2 separate regions of the Homo sapiens genome follow, and region 1 is linked to region 2. A link is a loop called in an ENCODE intact Hi-C map of the cell type or tissue named here. Cell type or tissue: psoas muscle. All regions are shown on one strand.

Region 1 (2,500 bases), 72 kb before region 2:
ATTCCCCTTGCTACCGATTGCCACCTTATTTAAAAGTCTGCATTATTGTTGACCTGCCCCAAGACCTGGTTTCTTGATACCCAGTCTTCTCTTTCTCATGATTTTCTCCGTGCAACTTGTTAAACTTTTACTTTCTTTCAGAAAGCACTGGGAGGCAGTTCAGATGTACCAGGGTAGACAGGCTAGTGATCAAGGGTGAGTCAGGGATTTGCTGACAGGTACTAATGGGAGTAGTCATTGAACTAAACCTGAAGCAACAGTGAAACAAAACAAGGTTTGCATCACTTCTAAAGAAGATACTTAGAATTGTTTTCTTCCTCTTGCTTCAACAACTACATTGGATATATTTAGCTGAATGCTTTATTTTGACTCTAAGCAAAATCTCATAGCAACATCTTTTCTTTCAAAGTACCATTAATGTAATTTTGAGTACAGGAATAAGGAAAAAAGTTAGAAAATTTCATTGAGGATAATAAATTGAGACCAAACACTACCAGATAATACATCAAGAACATTAACATTAACAACATCCTTTTATGTTATGCTACATTCTTGTGTTAAACTAATGTATACCATACATTATAGATACTAATGTAGTAGTTGCGGAAAATAATGACGCTCTTTGATTCTATCTAGCAGAACTGCAAACTCTTAATTATAATAACAAAAGATTATGTGTTACACTCTAAGTCTTGCCTAGAATGATACAAGATATGGATTTTGAGTTATTTTAAGGATTATAATCCTTATATTTATGTTCTAGTTCAGGGGTTGATGATAACCTAAGGTCCAGAATTTGGATAGGAAAAAAAATGTATTTGTTTTTCCTAACTCTAACTGATATTTGATATCTCCTTCAATTATTAATGTAAGCCACAAACCTCAGGGGTTATGGCATCAATAGAAATCCTAGATTAATTTTAAATTATATCACAGGTATTGAATATATCTCAAATATAATTTATACTTAGCACTTCTTCAGAATTATGTTAGCTACTTAGACCTGCTGTGATACCTTATTTAATGCATTAATAAAGAATTCTTTTAATATTTTGATAACTATTTCTATATACTCATTTTTCCTTGGAATATTTTTATTTTATGCATTTTAAAACAATTCTGTTGAAAATAGTTCCTCGGGCTTCATGGGACTGCCAAAGTGGCCCATGACACAAAATCGGATAAAAATTTCTCTGCTAGTTTTAGTACCTTCTGTTTCATGATGGCAAATTAAAAGGCAGGTTCAAATGTCAGCATTATATACTACAATTTTCTTTCTTTCTCAGTCAGACAATTCATTAATCATCTGATATTTTTTATAATACTATACCTAACATGGGGATAAATGACTGAAAAAACAGGGTTGTAAAAATAGAAGCATAGCATACATTCCTGTCCTCAATGATATTCAGTCTAGTTAGTTACATAGCATATGAATTGCCATTGTCCATATCATATCTTAAAATAATTCTTATACTGTATTTTTATAATGCTTAAAAAATGTACTCAAAATGCTGTCCTCTGTAAGAACTCATTGAACACCTTCAACAGGGTTGTTAAATTGGTAAAGCAAGATCCTACTAGGTTTATAAATAAAGAAAAGGCTTTCCCTTAAGTAGTGAGAGATGAAGCAAGAAAACACTCAGCTCTCCCAAACTGTAGTTCAGTGGGACTTTCATTTCACATCATTTCCTTAGAAAAATCCTACGTCAGAAAATCTTCAGTCTTTTTCGTTGTATAATCTATACATCTCCGAAAAGTGTAAGATGGCTTGTTAAGAATAAAGTGTGGTTTGGTTGTGTAAGACCAACCAGAAAGGGGAAAGGGAAGAGGAATGATGTTGAGATTGGGAGAGTAGTTGCTGTCTGTGATCTTTTATACAGTTGATGTGTGATAGTTGTTTGTTTGTTTGTTTGTTTTTTTAATTCCAACCTGTTCTTAAATGCAAATACAAAAACTAGAGAAAGAGATGGAATCAAGCTAAGGTTAAACTCAAAAGTGACTTCAGTATCAACTTGTTGGTTGTATGTAGCCTTTCTGTCACAGAACTGTGCCCTGGGTTCTTTTTACTCAAAAAGTATTCCATAAAACAACCGCCTATTGGTGCATTACTTCACAGCCTGTTATGAATGAGAATCTTGAGTCCCACCCCAGACTTAATGAATCAGAATCTGCATGTTAACAAAATTCTCAAGTGATTTGAATATACAGCAAAATTTGAGAACCACAGATGACTTTCAATTCACCCATAATAACTGAGAAAAGACTGTAAATTCCTACACCTTGTTCTTCCATAATTTAAGGAGTTTCTTGCTTTGTTTCTACCTTCATTAAGGGATATGAGGCCCATGCTAAGAAAAATGCGTTTAATAACTACTTTGAGTGAAAAATCTCACTAAATCAGGCAGTTGTTCCTAAAGAGAATTTAAACAGATTTTCATCATAGACAGCATGGTATCTGAGACAAACCTGCCCCTGTTGGTGCTGTACCAGGCAAACT
Region 2 (2,500 bases):
ATCATGTTAATGTCATCATGGTTTTAACAGGTTAACTTGTTTTCTCTCTTGATTATAACCATACGTCTCTGATTTAATAAATTTTCTGAGTCTGTATTAATACAGTTGTGTGTATTGTTAAGAAATTGTTAGAATTTTTAAAAACGATTTTTCACAGAAAATAAGCATACTGCAAGAAGAAAACAGCAAGGAAGGGTATTTTTCTGAGTACTATACATTTCAGTTGTATTTGTAGTACCTATGTGACAATCTTAATTATTGGTTTTATAAAAGCTAAGATCAGGTAATTTGAAATTTACATAAACATTGCCCTTAATATTTAACTAAAATATAATATAAATTAAATTGGAAATGTTTTATTTGATTTATCTTTTACAGAAGTATAAATATTACAGCATATGAGTTATTTTATTAACCCTTGTGTTAACAATTATTTTTGAGATATTTTGGAACTTTTAATAACAGAATTACTAAATGATTCTTTAATAATTATAAAGTATGTATTATTTTAAAATAATAAATATTTAATTTAAATTTTTAAGTTTTAAAAACATTTTCATATTTTAAATAATTTTTAGTATTTGTTTAAATAATCTTTGATTAATTCTTTAACAAAGAATTAGTGTTTTTAATAACAAGATAAAATTGGCATTGTTTTCTATTTCACAGTAATGCTTCAGTCAGATACATACATATGCTTTGTTAGACATGTTACATGCTCTGAAAAAAGAGTTAATGACTGCGTGCATTCATTATGAGGTAGAAAATTCTTACTACTATTGATCTTGTTATTTCATGATTTGAAAATCTTAAAAGTTAGTAAGATGTGCACTAGATGTAGGGAATTAATGTTTGTTTTTTGGTTTTCTTAACAGTTCGACAATTTTATTTTTATTTATTTTAATTTTTTAATTATTTTTTAAAATTTGTGTGGGTACATCGTAGGTGTATAAATTTATGGTGTATGTGAGATGTTTTGATACAGGAATGCAATGTGAGATAAGCACATCATGGAGAATGGGGTATCCATCCCCTCAAGCATTTATCCTTTGAGTTACAAGAAATCCAACTACATTCTTTAAGTTATTATAAAATAAAGAATTAAGTTATTATTAACTATAGTCGCCCAGCAATAAAGCTACTAAAAAATCAACATATCGATGAATGAAAATACCAGGAATTTAAAATGGAATCATATTACATAACTTGATTCATATTATTTCATAATTTAAAGCCCTTTTTGTACAAATCACTATTAAAATCAGTACTATTTAGTGTTTCTTCCAAGAGTATTCAAAAGTAAGAATTATCTGATATTCCATAAGCAATCCAAGTCAGGAATATCTAATGTGAATGGTTGGTAAAACTGTTGGGGTCCTATAGATACATGCCCTTGCTCCAGGAAAAACTCCTTTCTCCTATCTCCTGGCTTCCAGTCCAGTGTCCCAGGGGCTCTGGCCGACAGGCTAGCATGAGCCATCATGCCTCTTGGTATGTCTCACTGGAGTAATTTCTCACCTATCATGTTTTGCCATCTCAGCTTTGTCCCAGTGCCTCTTGAGCTTCTCCGAAGGTAACCTAAGCTTCCTGTTTGTCTGCCTATTGCAACAGCACCTATTGCCACTTCCTTGGCAGCCTGTTGACTTGGAAATAGAACCCTACATTTGGTTTCTGCTCCTGACACTTTCTGAGCTTCCTCTCTGGTCTTCTCTGCTCCCATTCCTTCCTCTGCCTTTTGCTTTACAGATCCCCTTTTAAAGTCCCTTCCATCTGGGTATTACACTACTCCTCCATTTTTCTCCCTCTTCACATCTGGGTCATTAGAATCCATTGTACCAGTGTAGGCCCATTAAGGACAGATGCTTCCACTCTGCAGTAAGAATTGTGTCTCAGTTTATATTTTTCTCTGTAGACATATGTCAGCTTCTCTTGTCATAGTGTGTGTACATGCAGGTTGAACAAGTAGAGGACCTCACGGTTCCAATTTGAAGTCCAAAATACTATCACCATCAGCTGTAAATTTGGGGAAACTGAGGGACAAAGAGGTTAAATCACTTGGATGAGTCATCCAACTGGTGAGACTATGAACTGGGATTCAAGCTCAGAGAGTCAGGATGACGAAGTGTGTGCTCCTAAACACTTACCTTAATATGAGGGTAAGCAGGCAGGGTGAAATATTGAGGACACTAACAAATCTAGTCACCCTTTACCTGGGTCCTTCTTTTTCTTTCTTTCTTTCTTTCTTTTTTTTTTTGTAAGTTGATTTAATAGGTTGTAAGTTTATCTACGAATTCCAAAAAGTAGGTGTGTTCTTTAATAAGCAGTGTATTTGAGTATCTTGTTTTCCTATAGTGAGGAGAATAAAATATGTAAAAGCAGGAAGACAGAGGAAGCCTGGGTGAAAGGCTCAGAGAATGTGGCAGCATTTTTTTTTCTCTCCTTGGCATCACATCAAAGACAGACTCACAGAAAAAGACAGGCAACCCTCAAGATATTAATG

What was found. Peaks named below come from ENCODE experiments on the same cell type or tissue, not always from the same donor. Only the 100,000 strongest peaks of a DNase experiment are listed, where the experiment ranks them.
Region 1: it touches region 2 in a loop (3.0-fold over the local background); 3 of 110 quality-filtered maps call a loop at or near these places.

What each region holds. Positions count from the first base shown.
Region 1 is chr6:72,746,282-72,748,781 of GRCh38, forward strand. The region is part of intron 1 of KCNQ5 (potassium voltage-gated channel subfamily Q member 5); the gene reads left to right. Among named protein-coding and RNA genes, the nearest start is that of KCNQ5-IT1, 120 kb to the left of the region's middle. In psoas muscle, no CTCF peak of the experiment used is centred here; no DNase peak of the experiment used is centred here; H3K27ac peaks cover 1,157 bases.
Region 2 is chr6:72,818,242-72,820,741 of GRCh38, forward strand. The region is part of intron 1 of KCNQ5 (potassium voltage-gated channel subfamily Q member 5); the gene reads left to right. Among named protein-coding and RNA genes, the nearest start is that of MIR4282, 150 kb to the right of the region's middle. In psoas muscle, no CTCF peak of the experiment used is centred here; a DNase peak (open chromatin) is centred at 1,530; H3K27ac peaks cover 2,500 bases.